2 separate regions of the Homo sapiens genome follow, and region 1 is linked to region 2. Evidence: chromatin loops called from intact Hi-C (ENCODE). Cell type or tissue: heart left ventricle. All regions are shown on one strand. Region 1 overlaps VAV3 (vav guanine nucleotide exchange factor 3). Region 2 overlaps VAV3 (vav guanine nucleotide exchange factor 3).

The links. Hi-C counts contacts between places; a loop is a spot of excess contacts. Peaks named below come from ENCODE experiments on the same cell type or tissue, not always from the same donor. Only the 100,000 strongest peaks of a DNase experiment are listed, where the experiment ranks them.
Region 1: it touches region 2 in a loop (2.0-fold over the local background); 8 of 110 quality-filtered maps call a loop at or near these places.

Annotation. Positions count from the first base shown.
Region 1 is chr1:107,831,824-107,839,823 of GRCh38, forward strand. All of the region lies in intron 2 of VAV3 (vav guanine nucleotide exchange factor 3), which reads right to left. Among named protein-coding and RNA genes, the nearest start is that of MIR7852, 61 kb to the right of the region's middle. In heart left ventricle, no CTCF peak of the experiment used is centred here; no DNase peak of the experiment used is centred here.
Region 2 is chr1:107,951,760-107,959,759 of GRCh38, forward strand. All of the region lies in intron 1 of VAV3 (vav guanine nucleotide exchange factor 3), which reads right to left. It also overlaps the pseudogene TRUND-NNN8-1. Among named protein-coding and RNA genes, the nearest start is that of VAV3-AS1, 8.7 kb to the right of the region's middle. In heart left ventricle, no CTCF peak of the experiment used is centred here; no DNase peak of the experiment used is centred here; H3K27ac peaks cover 1,402 bases.

The DNA of each region.
Region 1 (8,000 bases), 120 kb before region 2:
ACCATAGTAAAAACCAGAATTTTTTTCCACAATTCAGTAGAAAGGTTCTGCTGAGATTAGGTATGTAAAATTGCACCACATTTGGAAAAGCTCCTTGAGGAATCTTGACCAGTCACTGATACAGAACCTAAACCACAGCCTTGCCTACAACATCTATTCAACCCATAAGAACTTACTGAATTGGATCACAGGATTGACTTAAAACAACAAGATGAGCATGAGCTTGGAAGCAAATGCAATCATCCAGGTGTGAAGTAAAGTCAGTCTCATCTGGCAAGTAACCATGGAAGTGGCAGTGAAGGGATGGCAAGGACTTGGCAGCCATGGGGACTGATCTGGTTATAAGAGCAACACAAACATGGCCAGGGAAACGTTGCTAATGATCTAATGGACTAATGGACCTTAGTTCTCTCCTCTTGGAAATTAGAAGATGGTAATTAAAGATGTCTCTCTCCTTCAGCTTCTAAATATAATGCCGGAGGAAGCATATAGACTCACTGTGAACAAGCAGGTGCCTGGAGAGTCAGCAAATGCATCGGCAGAGCAGTTACAATGATAAGAACAGGAAGAACCTTCGAAAATGTTTGGAATTCGTGGACCGGGTCTTTAACAGTCTGAACAATGACCTGCGAGTCTCACAGCAATCCAAAAGGCAGTCCCACTGACTGCCTTCTATTTCTTCATGGCAGCATTTTCAAAATCATCATTTTCATTTCTATCTGAGTCTTTTATAAAATAATTTAAAACACAAACTCCAAATTACTAAAGCTTATTTTTTAATTTATGAACTCTTCCAACTGTCTAATATCCAGGATGTAGTATAATAGGTGTCTTTAACACCTCGGTAGAAATGGCTCCCCTTGTGTCTACCTTGCAATTAATTTATGTTTTCCAAAGTGTTGATGCTTCAATATTCATATTTAAGCTATGGAAATTTTAAAAACAGTAACGCTGTAGAAAATGTAAGCCATTGATTACATTGTACAAAATGTAAACTGCTGAATCATAAGTTAGGAAGAGCAAATAACATACACACATTGTTAATTGAATGCATTCATGCTAGAAAAAGGTCTATGATTCAAAGAACCATACTATTCTATTTTGTGTGCTTGGAATTTTCACTATCAAAAGTTTTAAAAAGTTTGATATAACAGTGAAAATCTAATGAGAAATACATGATTTTTTTCGCAACTAGAAAATCATAGCAAAAAATCATAAAGATAAAATAATTATGAAGATCAAGCATTAACATTTACATTAAGCTTAGCGAGGAAGGCATGTCAAAAGCTGAGGCAAGTCAAAAACTAGGCCTCTTGTGCCAGTTAGACAAGTAGTGAATGTAAAGGAAAAGTTATTGAAGGAAATTAAAGCTGCTACTCCAGTAAATACACAAATGATAAGAAAGTGAAACAGCTTTATTACTGACACAGTGAAAGTTTTCGTGGTCTGGATAGATCAGATCAGCCACAACATTCCCTTAAGCCAAAACATAACTCAAGGCCCTAACTCTCTTCCATTCTGTGAAGGCTGAGAAAGGTGAGGAAACTGTAGAAGAAAAGTTTGAAGCTAACAGAGGTTGGTTCATAAGGTTTTAAGAAAGAAGTCATCTTCATAACATAATTTTAAAATGATGTTAGACCAATCCTTTTTAAAGAAAATATTATCACGTATTTGTTCAAATCTCTCTTCTATACTTTTTCACTTATAACTGAGACTAACAAAATTTTAGAAATTTTTTTTTCTAATTTTTACTTATGTATGTCTATACTTACCTACAACATTCTAGGTTTATCTTTTCCAAAAGTTCATACTCTTTTTCAAGGGATGAGTTCTGAATATTCAGGAATCAATTATACAGTGTGTTTATGACGTGTGGTCAGTGCCTATTTCACTCCCTGTAACCCCACCAAGCAATAGTGAAATGTTCTTGTTATTGTGAAGCTAGCAAAGGTCTAGGGAGTCACTTGGATGACAAGGGTGGCTTCAAAAATGGTGCTAAAATTATTACATGAATCGTAATTAATAATTCCATTCAAGTTCTTCCTTGACTACTACAAGTAATCAAGCACTAGCCATGGCAATGCTTACTCGCATGCAATTTTGTTCACAGTGTCCACTCCTTAGGTTCATTGCTCACATGAGACAGTATCAGATCTCAATAAACCATAACATACTTTTAGTTCTTTTTCAAAAGTAAAACACTTTCACTCACTTTAAGATATTTAGAAACTATAGAGAACTGTAAAGCAGAACCAGGTGTTTTAACTACAGTCAACAATTTGCTGTAAATAATTCTTGTTTTCTCATTATGCAATTTTGTGTGGCCATATATAAACCCATTTTACATTTAAAAATTGCACCCTTATGGACACACACAGAAGAAACATCTCTTAAAGGGAAATAAATGCATGATACACCCGTAAATTATTCCAAAACCACATATACCTGTTCTGAATGTCTTTAGTACCCAATGTCTCTGCTGTTGTCAAGTCATAAATTAGCCCCCTTCAGGATTAGCTCTCATAACTCTTAAACCACTGGGCCCCATGCAGTGCTCTAAGGCAGGAATTTTAAAAATGTTCCATTGCATAAAATCAGTAAGGACACAGGAAAATAACTACAGGAAATTGGAATATTCAATTGACAATCTGGAGTACTGTCAATTAGATCAAGTTATTTGATAACTCTACACAATAGCAGAATACGCATTCTGATCAAGCTCACATGGAATAGTCATCATGACAGACCACATTCCAGGCCACAAAACATACCTTAATGGGAGGAATGGGGACAAGATGGCCAACTAGATGCAGCCAGGAAGCCCCTCTCCCACCAAGAGAGACCAAAATATTGAGTAAACCAACATACTTTGAACAGATCTTTGGAGAGAAAGCAATGAGAGTCAATAGAGAGGCAATGCAAACACCAGGGCTGATGAGGAAGGAAGCTGGGAACTCTGCATGGGGTTGCTGAATGCCAGGACTAGTTCCTGGCCTTGAACAGCTCCTAAGGAAGAAGTGAGTGAAGTGACTGTGGGACAACCTACTCTCACCATGGACCTCTGGGATCCTAGCTACAGGAGATCCCATGACCCCCACAGGCTTCTGAACTGACAGGGGCATCTGTCCAGAGAGTAGAAAGAGACAGAGCTCCAGCCTGCATGGAACCCAGGGGTTTTACACATAGGGCAGCTACAGCAAAATGCTCTAATAAGCACCCATCATTCAAGGCTCTCCATCTTCCTCCAAGTAGCTGTAACCCCTGCTGACTGCTAGGCCAGGAGAGAGTAGGGCTATATTTTCTGCAGGACTGGGGCACATCTGTACTGCATGCTCCCCTGTCCACCAGCCGCTATCAAGGCCCCTGCCTGGCTGCTCCCACAAGAGCATGCACACCGCACAGGTTCCATTACCCAGCCTCAGTGCCTTGCCATGGCCCCACATGAGTGCTTTCCTGGAGGCCTAGGAGCACTATGGCTACCCTAGCACAGCTGGTGCCAAGCAGCTAAAGGACAAAGCCTCAGGCTTGTGGCAACCCCCCAGGTTAGAGCAGATGGCTCAGGAGTGACAAGCTGAGATCTATGGCTGGTCCTCAAGCAGGGAAAGAGCACCCACTCTGAACACTGAGAAGAGTGAGATGTGCGGTTTGTGGGCCAGTGTGAGAGCTGGGCATGCCTCCCTCTGCGGGGCTGGTCTGGGAACAGTGTGGTCTATCTGCTAGCTGCAGCCTCTGCCCAATGTAGCCTCATGGCCTAGAACACTTAACAGCCCAATGATCTGGGCAAAGAAAGTTTGGGAAAAAACTAGCAGGTAGGGACAGATTCTACAGTAGCCACCAGAAGGAGATCAGTCAATGGAGAGCAAGCTGGAGGTCCCCACAGCTGTCTGCAGGGCAAAAAACCCCGGCCCATAGGCACCATACCATCTGCACAGCCACAGCATCACTGCTCTGCCCAAAGATCCCCCACCCTTGACCTCTTACATCAACAGACCACCTATGGACATACTCCACAACCCATTCTGACTGTGCCAAGCACAGAGGACCAGCAGACCTCCGGAATTCTGCAGGTTTCTGGCAATCTAACCTTCAGCTCAGGCTGCCCCTAAGGGAAGGGGAAGCACAGCCCATTAGGACATTCCTTAGGGCTAGGGAAACACAGGCATGGTGCCTAAATATATATACACCTAACACTGGAGCATCCAGATTCATAAAACAAGTTTTTAGAGACCCACGAAAAGACAGGCACAAAATAATAGTGAAAGATGTCAACACTCCACTGACAGCATTAGACAGATCATCGAGGCAGAAACCTAACAAAGAAATTATGGACTTAAACTTAACACTTGACAAATTGGACCTAATAGACATTGACAGAATACTCAACCCAACAATCACAGAATATACAATCTTCTCATCTACACACAAAACATAATCTAAGATTGACCATATGTTTAGCCATAAAGCAAGTCTCAATAAATTCAAACAACTTACTCCTGAATGATTTTAAGGTAAACAACAAAATGAAGGTGGAAATCAAAAAATCTTTGAAATTAATGAAACAGAATTACAACATACCAAAATACTTGGGATATAATGAGAGTAGTTTTAAGAGGAAAGTTTATAGCACTAAATGCCTACATCAAAAAGTTTAAAAGTTCTCAAATTAACAATCTAACACTGCACCTACAGGAACTGGAAAAACAAGAACAAAACAAGCTCAAAACTAGCAGAAGAAAAGAAATAAAATCAGCGAAGAACTAAATGAAACTGAGATGCAAATACACATCTAAAAAGTCAACAAAAACAAAAGTTGGTTCTTTGAAAGAATAAATAAGATTGTTAGACCACTGTCTAGATGAACAAAAACAGAAAAGATACAGATAAGCATGATCAAAAATGGCAGATGACATTACCACTGATCCTACCAAAACATAAAAGAACCTCAGACTATTATGAATACCTCTATGCATACAAATTAGAAAAGCTAGAGGAAATATATAAACTCCTAGAATAACACAACCTCCAAGATTGAACCAGAAAGAAATTGAAAACCTGAACAGATCAGTAACACATTCTGAAATTGAATCAGTAATAAGAAACCTACCAACAAAAAAAAACAGGTGGATTCACAGCCAAATTCTTCCTGATGTACAAAGAAAAACTGGTACCAGTCCTGCTGAAGCTGTTCCCAAAAAATCAAAGAGGAAGGACTCCTCCCTAACTGACTCTACAAAGCCAGCATCATCCTAATACCAAAACCTGGCAGAGAAACAATGGGCAAAAAAAAACAAAACGAAACAAAACTTCAAGCTGATATCCCTGATGAATATAGATGCAGAAATCCTTAACAAAATACTAGCAAACCAACTCTAGAAGCACATCAAAAAGTTAGTTTACCATGATGAAGGAGGCCTTATTCCTGGGATGCAATGTTGGTTCAACATATGCAAATCAATAAATGTGATTCACCACATAAATAGAACTAAAATCAAAAACCATACGATCATCTCAATAGACACAGAAAAAAACTTTGAATAAAATCTAACATCCTTTTATGATAAAAACTCTCAATAGACTAGGCATTGAAGGAACATTTCCTGATTGGAAAAATCAGTATCATTAAAATGGCCATACTGTCCAAAGCAATTTACAGATTCAACACTACTCCTATCAAACTAGCAATGTCATTTTTCACAGAATTAGATAAAAACTACCCTGAAATTCATATGGAACCAAAAAAGAGCCCAAATAGCCAAAGCAATCTTAAGCAAAAGGAACAAAGCCAAAGGCATCACATTACCCAACTTGAAACTACACTACAAGGCTACAGTAACCAAAACAGCATGGTACTGATACAAAAAGTGACACATAGACCAATGAAACAGAATACAGAACCAATAAATAAAGCTGCACACCTACAACTATCTGATCTTTGACAAAGTCAGTGAAAATCAGAAAAGGGGGAAAGAATCCCTTTTCAATAAATGGTACTGGCATTACTGGCTAGCCATACACAGGAGAATGGAACTGGACTCCTACCTATCACCATATACAAAAATCAACTCGAGATGGATTGAAGACTTAAATGTAAGACCTCAAACTGTAAAAATCCTAGAAGAAAACCTAGGAAATACTCTTCTCAACATGGGACCTGGCAAATAATTCATGGTCAAGTTCTCAAAAGCAATTGTGACAAAAACAGAAATTGACAAATAGGACCTAATTAACCTAAAGAGCTTCTGCACAGTAGGAGAAACTATCAACAGAGTAAACAAACTACAGAATGGAAGAATATATTCGCAAACTATGCATCCGACAAAGTTCTAATAACCAGAATCTATCAGGAACTTAAATGAATCAAGAAGAATATATTCGCAAACTATGCATCCGACAAAGCTCTAATAGCCAGAAGCTATCAGGAACTTAAATAAATCAAGCACAAAACAGGAACTCCATTGAAAAGTGAGCAAAGGACATGAACAGACCCTTCTCAAAAGAGAACACACAAGTCTCCAACAAACATAAATGTTCAACATCACTAATCAGAGAAATGCACATCAAAACCAGAATGAGATACAAACTCACATCTGGTCAGGGTGGCTTTTATTAAAAAGACAAAAAATAACAAATGTTGGCAAGGCTGTGGAGAAAAGAGAACACTTTTACACTGTTGATGGAAATGCAAACTAGCCCAGCCACTGTGGAGAGCAGTTTGGAGATTTCTCAAAGAACTAAAGAGTCAAGTTGAACTACCATTCAATCCAGCAATCCAATTACTGGGTATACAACCAAAGGAAAATAAATCATTCTACCTAGAGACACATGCATCCGTACATTCATTGCAGCACTATTCACAATAGCAAAGACATGAAATCAACCCAAGTGCCCAACAACGGTAGACCAGATAAGAAATTGTACACCATGGGATACTGTGCAGCCCTAAAATAAAAAGAATAAAATCATGTCCTTTGCAGCAGCATAGATGGTGCTGGAGCGTATTAGCCTAGGTGAACTAACACAGAAACAGAAAATCAAATAATGCATGTTCTCACTTACAAGTAGGAGCTAAACATGAGGTATATGTGGACATAAAGATGGGAACAATAGGCACTGAGGACTACTAGAGCAAGGAGAGGAGAGAGGCAAGGGCTGAAAAACTACCTATTGAGTACTATGCTCACTACCTGGGTGACAGATTCCTTTGTACTCTAAATCTTGGTATCACACAATATACCTCTGTAACAAACCTGCACATGTACCCCCAAATCTAAAATAAAAGTTTGAAAGAAAAGGAAAAATTAAAAGAATACTGTAGTAGTCAAATGCATAAGTTAGCATTTCTTGCCAATTTGCTCAGCTTTATAGGGCAGAGGCTGATTTAATTCATCATGTAAACTGACTTTGTCTTCTTCAAGCTTATGACCAAATACAAAACTGATAACCTATTTTATTATAAAAATAATTACTGAATAAAACATACCTTAACAGAATAGAAATCATATAAAGTATGTTCTCAGACAATATGGAACTAAACTAGAAATCAACAACAGAAAGATAGCTAGAAAATGTCTAGATATCTGTTAATTAAAGAACACACTCAAGTAACTTATGAGTCGAAAAATTCACAAATGAACTTTGAAATATTTTAACTACATGAAAATCAAGCTACAAGTTGTCTAAATGCATGAGATGCAGCAAAAATTGGTCCTTAGAGAAAAATTTATAGCATTAAATGCATATATTAAACCAGAAAAAATATCTAAAATTAATAATCTAAAGCTTCCACCCTAGGAAACTAGAGAAAGAACAACTTAAGCTTAGAGCAGACAGAATAAAAGAAATACTAAAAATTAGAGCAGGAATCAACAAAATTGGAAACAGGTAAACAATAGGAGGAACCAATAAAACCAAAAGATGGTTCTTTGAAAAGATCAATAAAACTGATAAACTTCCAGCTAAGCAAACCAAGAAAAAAGAAAGATGACACAAATTGCTAATAT
Region 2 (8,000 bases):
CCATAATGAGATACTATCTCATATCAGTCAGAATGGCTATTATCAAAAAGTCAAAAAAAAAAACATGCTGACAAGATTATGGAGAAAAAGAAACACTTATACACTGTTGGTGGGAGTGTAAATTAGTTCAACATTTGTGGAAGACAGTGTGGTGATGCCTCAAAGACCTAAAGACAGAAATACCATTTGACCCAGCAATCCCATTGCAGGATATACACCCAAAGGAATATAAACTGTTCTAGTATAAAGACACACGTACACATATGTTCACTACAGCACTATTCACAATAGCAAAGGCATGGAATCAACCTAAATGTCCATCAGTGATAGACTGGATACAGAAAATGTGGTACATATACACTGTGGAATACTATGCAGAATGAGATCATGTCTTTTGCAGAGACATGGATAGCGCTGGAGGCCATTATCCTTAGCAAACTAACGCAGGAACAGAAAACCAAATGCCACATGTTCTCACTTATAAGTGAGGGCTAAATGATGAGATCACATGGGCACACGGAGGGGAACCACACACACTGGGGCCTATCAGACAGTGCAGGATGAGAAGAGGGAAAGGATCAAGAAAAATCACTAATGGGTACTAGGCTTAATACCTGGGTGATGAAATAATCTGCACAATAAACCCCCATGACACACGTTTACCTATGTAACAAACCTGCACATGTGCCCCGAACTTATAACAAAACTTTATATATATATATATATACACACATAAATTCAACCTAAAAAAAGAAAGACAGGAGAGAAATACCTTGAGCCATGCACACACATAAATAAATCCATTTTGTGACATTAGTGGTATAATGTACACATGAGCAAAATTAACTATGTATCCAGAAAAGCATTACCCACCTACCAAACTTTAGCCATGCCCATTCACTCTAACCCAAACGGCTCCCTTCCCATCCACTGTTTTATAAGGGAAAATATGAAGTAAAACCCGTACTGTATAGACTAAAAGCAACACAGGGTCAGGGATTGAGTTTCATTCACATTTGAATACCCAGCATCTACTACAAAGTCCAACATTGAGCAGACAATGTGATGATTTAAATAATTGCTTCACTTGCACAAATTTCCATGAAAACAGAAGCAAACAGAAAGTAGAGGGGCTATAAAATTACCAAAAAGCAAATAATCCACAAACTAATCAGACTAAAAAATAACAGAAATTTCGTTGTTTTAGATGTTTCATTTTAAATAGAACAACTTTCAGTTCAAAATAATACAATCTCATTTTACATTTCTAGGGCCTGCCTTGTTTTTTGAAAGCACTTTTCCAGTCATTTCCTCATGCAATTTGCCATCTATCCACTGAATTTGGCAGCAGGAACGGGAAACTTCACCGAATCTGGAATTAGGACAGTTGGACTCAAGTCCTGTCTTCACCACTTCCTGTCTGTGTGACCTTGAGAAAAGCCCTTTAGCCAGGGCACATATCCATTTCCTCCTCTGTAGAGCAGTGATAAGATCTTATTCTTCCTGTCTCATAGACATGAGGATTGGGGAGGCAGTGGGGAGAAGGAAGGAAATAATCTTACCAAGTACCCACCATGTACCAGGCATTTAAATATTTTCATTCTCACCATAATCCTGCAAAGAAATTCCACAATTTCTTGCCTATCAGATGAGAAAACAGATTCAATAAGTAAAGTAACTTTCCCAGGGTCAGTGTTGTTAAGTGCCAGAGCTGGGATTCAATCATTTCTGCCTGATCCCTGATCATGAAACCATAATGCTGCCTTGATATGTGTAAAACATTTTAGTTGCTATTTAGTATATTATTGCACATGTAAGTATCCGCTGCTATTGCTATAAGTACAGAAGCCAGAGGCAAAGAGAAGGAAACATGAAGGCCACACAGCCTGTCAGAGACAGATCTGGGACTAGAACCCAGGTCTCCTGACTCCTGACCTTAAGTGTTCCCATTAAACCATGCTGCCCCCATGCTCCCAGGAAAAGGCATAGGGAAGCACGACGCTTGTTTATTCAGACCAGCTGTTACAGATCTATTTTAAGACAGGCACTCTGAAAACCATGGAAGGTGAGTATCAAGTGTATCATTAAATATTCCATATTAATTGACCCTTTAAAGAACTCTCATGTGAGTAGCATGTGCTGCTGGCTTCCTGTTAAGCAAGCAACTCAAAAACTGAATACACTTCTTGTAACACAGATTTTGAAAGCACATTCAGACAGCAGCACAAAATACAATTTAAAAATAATTTTACATGGAAATCAAAAGGAACTACTTTGCTGTTCATGGTTCTATCCACTAAATGCCCAAGATTAAGGAAAACCAGAATGTCAACTTGTGACTGGCTTTAACACCATGAAGGGTCTATGTTAACAGAGGATGAAAAACATGATAAAATAATGCTCCAAATAATAGCTAACAATAGGTTGTCTGTGAATTTACAAAAAGAATATTTATAATAGAAAAAAAATGCCCTATCAAAGCACATCATTTTAAACAACAGTGTTCCTGCTTCCCAGAGAAATGTAGGCACTCCTGACTCCAGAACAGAGCATTAAACCATGTGCTTGAGACCAGCTGTCACAAGGCACAGTATTAAAAGGCTAAAAAGGAACAGCTACACTCACTTTCTCTCTTCCCCTCATTAACTTTCCTTAGTTTTCCTGATTTCCTTTCCTTTTCCCATTATATACCTGTCAAAAGTCTAACACCCATTTTATACTGAATAGTGTGATAAATGTGTATGAAATCATCCAGATTCAGTATCCTGAGGCAAATTTTTTTTTTTTTTTTTTTGAGATGAAGTCTTGCTCTGTTGCCCAGGCTGGAGTGCAGTGGCATGATCTTGGATCACTGCAACCTCCACCTCCCAGGTTCAAGCTATTCTCCTGTCCTGAGGCAAAATTTTAACTCAATATCTGACTAGTAAGGAGGTGCTATTAACAACAGCCATAAGGCCAATCAGAACACTCCTCCAAGGGAGCCCCACACAACAGGAAAATACCATGGGAGGGGGGGAAATTCATTGCAGTCCTCATCGCAGTTCACATTCAGATAGGCCGATAGCCTCGCTGACAAGAATTCAGTTCGCTCTTAATGTTCTTATTCTAAGTTTGGCTCTACCACAAACCACTTGTTGGTGTAAGTTACTAAACCCCTCTTAGCTTCAGAGAGTATCCACCACATGGGGATAAATAACAGTGCCTGCCTCACGGTGTTGGACAATTAGATGAGATAATGCATGGAAAGCTTTAGTAACTGCCTTGTATGTTTCCACAGAAGCAGTGATAATCATTATAGTAAAAAATAGTTAACATCTATTGGGCACTTGTTATAAGCCAGTCACATTAATTAATTCAGCTAGCCCTCACAAGAACCCTAGGAGGTAGGTTCTTTTATTTGGTCTATTTTAGAGATGAGGAAGCTAAAGAACAGACAGATAGACAGGTTTAGTCACTTTCTGAGAGTCACTCGGTAAGTGGTGAAGTAATGTTACCTGCTATTATTAGTAATGGCACTTAAGTATTTTTGGTTTTTAATGACAGTCAGTGCTGGCTATGTTTTTTTTTTAATTTGTAGATGTTTGAAAAGGTAGTAAAGAGTCACCATTTTCATCCCATTGATGAATTTAATCTATGCCTATTTATGTATGCCTATTAGGTATGACTCCCTGTGTCCATTTCTAGTGCCATATATAAAGGAACTAGCCTATGGCATCCTCAATCAAGCCAAAGCCTGGAAGGGAGACGGATAAGGAAAAAAAACTGCAAAACAGCAAGAAATGCTGCATTCTACCAGACACTGTGGCACAAAGCAGCATGTGCTCAGCCACACCTGGGAGAAAAGTCAGGGAAGACAATACAAAGATGACTCTTGAACTGAATCTACAAGTAGACAAATGAAAAAGGGAACTTCAAGCAGACAAAAAGGTATATGCAACAGCACAGAGACATTTAACAGCATAGTCTTCAAGAAACTGCAAGAAGGTCAGGAGTACAAAGTGGAGAAGAGCTTTGAGAGATGAAGCAGCACAAGACCATGAGCTCTTGCATACTAAGGAGGTTGGATTTTATCCCATGGTCCATCAGGAACCACTAAAGTTATAAGGAGGTTGTCTGATCATCTGCCCTAGTAGCTCAGATCAAACCCTAGGCATCCTTAGTCGCTCTCCATCACACCCAATGTTCATCCACATGTTTCTATCTCTACTCTGAAAATATATCTCACATCAAATGAAGGGAACAACGGCATACATGCATGCAAATGGGAAAGATCCAAGTGAGAACTGATGATGCAGAAGAGCATCGGGGTAAGAGTGAAGGAGAAACTGGCCTTGGCCAGGAGCACTGTTAACTCACTCATAGTGCAGGAGAGAAGGCATCATCTATGAGCACAGATGCAGGAAGGTGGGAGCCTGAGGAAGCTCTCCTCCAATTTTGTCTTTTCTCTCAGTGGAACAGGAAGTAAGATTACGAGTTGAGAGAAAGAAGGGAGAAACGGGTGATTAAGTTAAGTTTAAGGAAAGAAGAAAAGGTAGTACAGAGTGATCTGGAGAGTCAAAAAGTAAATGGTCTCGGGCAGTTCTCAAACTTTTTTTTCCTCAGGACCCCTTTCCACTCTTAAAACGTGATTGAGAATCCTCAGCAGCTTTTGTTTGGGGTTTCACAGCTATTAATGTTTAACATACTAGAATTCTAAACTGATAAGCCTTTGAAACGTACACAAGCATATATGCTACAGTCAGCCACAGCAACGGTATAGGCACTATCACACAGCCTTTGGAAAATTCCTCTATATACACATTAGAAAATGAGAATGAGGGCAAATAATCTATTATTATTCGATTATAAATAAAACCATAAAGAGAGTTTTGAAATTGTAGGACCCGTAAAAGCACTTCAGGGACTGCCAGTAGTTCCAGACCATACTTTGAGAACATTAAAGAAATATAATCAGATGACTGGATGGCCCAAGGTGCCCACTTGAGGTTAGGGATCATGAACTTAAAGTGAGAGCAGTCAGCACGGTGCGGGTTTTCCTCCATTACATTCAGCAGCTCAGTTGTAAGCAGGGAATAAGTAACAAGTTGAATTTTACCAGGGTTTTGTTTATCCAAACAAGCAGGACAAATCGAGGGACGTCAAGGAATTATAATGGCTATAGTATTTAAGCTAAGTAGGAAGGAAATGAAAACTGAATCAGGAAGTTAAGAGGTGGTAGAAGCAATGAGTTCAAAGGATTGTTGGGTTTTAGGTATTAGTAGAACAAACCCAAAAGAAAGGGGTATTAAGAGAGTGGGATGCATGAAACTGAGAAGAGAGAGGGTAACTGGTAATAACTTCCAACTCAGAGTCCAAGACAGAATGTGTTCCCTTTCTCACTAAAATGTGCCCCTTCTTTATGACACTTCTGTCACCTGATGCTGAAACCTGGGTCTCAACCTAGATACTTTCCACTCTTTCTCTGTATCTAAAAGGTTGCAAAGTCCCAGCCATCCCAACTCATAATTATCACTTTAATCTTTTTTGTTCCTCTCTATCCCTCTATTCACCTCCTTTCTCTGGCCTTATCTTCTGTTGAATGACTTCAGTACCAGTCCTGCTCACGCCTAGTTTTGTCCCATCCAATCCACCCCTCTCTATTGTGAGTGAACTTTCTACAATGATCAGGCTTCATACCTATGGAGCCACTGTAATTATAGAGGCAGGGGTGTAAAACAGGCAGACTGAGGCTGTCAGTATGAATTTGGGATCCAGCAAGGTAGGTAACACCACAGATGTCATGAGATGCTACAGGGAAGCGAATATGAAATCAAAACACAACTAAAGAGAAAACTCTAAAATGTTTAAGATATGTTTCAATAAAGAGAAGCCAGCAAACAAACAAACAAAAACTGAGAAGGAATAATAAGAGGTACAAGAGAATCAGGAGAATATGGTGTGGTGAGAGTAAAGGGAAGAGAGAGTTTTAGGAGAAGGGGATGATCAGTAACATCAATTGCTACAGGGGATTCGAGAAAAATAATAAAAACAATCCACTGTATTTGAAAATTAGAAAATATGTGGTGATCTATACTAGATCAACCCCATTTGTATTGCAAACATGGTATAATTTTCTCCATCTTAAAAAAAAAAAAAGACACGATCTCATTTCCTCACTCTGGCAAGCCATGGGATTGTACCTCACCAAGAGGGTTTCAGTACTTCAGTGCCTTACCCCAGGCTCTGCTTTCCAGAGAACCTAGGTTAAGCCACCAATCACGCAGACAGAACAAGTGCTTAAGATGCCTAAAGATGCCACAACTACTTTACATGAAAAGATCCTGATTGGTATTGAGTTTAAAATTATGCTGGCAGATTATCCAAGAGAATAACCTAACAAATGGCAAAGAGGTTAATGACTTCTGAGAAGACTAAGGAATGATATTATTCTGAATGAACTGACTAAAAATGTTACTAGGCACACCATTCTTTTTGGGAAATAACAGTTCTTCCTCCTTCCCTTTTGTATAACCCAAAAATCTGTAAGTCACACCACCTTGTATGGGAGGAGGGAGTGTGTAGACATGTATTTGGAATTCATGCCTCAATGCTAAAACTAAATCATAGTTTTTAAAAACAATGTATGGTTGTGTACAGCAGAAACTAACTCTTTAAAATAATAACAGCAGCATCAAAACTCAGCTTAGAAGGAAATCTCACAGACAATAGTGATGAATTATTTTAGGAATGCTGCATCACCAACACTAGATGTTCAAAGGGCAACACTGTATGAAAACACATGGCAATCAATGACTCTAAGTTCAAGTGGTATTCAGAATAGTCACAATCTGAACAAAAAGAAGATTTTAAAACACTTTAAATTTTACTTATTTTTTTTTATCATTATACTTTAAGTTCTGGGATACATGTGAAGCAAGTGCAGGTTTGTTACATAGGTATACATGTGCCATGGTGGTTTCCTGCACCCATCAACCCGTCATCTACGTTAGGTATTTCTCATAATGTTATCCCTCCCCTTGCCCTCCAACCCCCGACAGGCCCCGGTGTGTGATGTTCCCCTCCCTGTGCCCATATGTTCTCATTCTTCATATATAGATATATCTTTTCACATACAAATACATATACACAAGAGTACCATATGAGAAAATCTGTCCATCTAAAGAGCTCTTTCAATAGGTATAAAATAAGAATTGTGTCATAAGAAAATAAACTATATCTAGGCCGGGCACAGTGGCTTACAGCTGTAATCCCAGTACTTTCGGGAGGCCAAGGCGGCCTGATGACCTGAGGTCTGAAGTTTGAGACCAGATTGGCCAACAAGGTAAAACCCCGTCTCTACTAAAATACAAAAATTAGCCAGGCGTGGTAGCACACACCTGTAATCCTAGCTACCTGGGAGGCTAAGGCAGGAGAATTGGTTGAACCCAGGAGGCAGAGGTTGCAGTGAGCCAAGATCTCACCACTGCACTCCAGCCTGGGTGACGGAGCAAGACTCTGTCTAAAAAATAAATAAATTAATTAATTAATTAATTAACCCATATATTGATTTCTTTTCCCCTAGTAGCCACTATCCCATTTTTCTGTTCTCTTTGCAGCAAAATTACTCCCTAAAGAGCTGTCTATACTTGCTGTCTCAACCCTCTCCTACTATCAGGTGTTTGCCCACCACATCACCAAATCTGTTTTTGTCAAGGTCACCAAGGAAACTTATATTGTTTAAATCTTCTATCCTCAGTCCTTATTTCACTTGATCAGCAGCATTTGACATGTCATCGCTCCTCCCAAAAATACTCTGTTCACTTGGTTTCCCTCCTACCTCATGGCCATTGCCTCTCAACTCCTTCACAGGTTCTCCCCATCTCTCTGCCCTCGAGAACAGGCATGCTCCAATGGCTCATCAGACTTTTTCTTCTTTCTTCACTACTCCCTGTGTGGTATCACCCAGTCTCATGATTTTAAATACCATCTTCACCTTGATGACTCCAAACTTTATACCTACA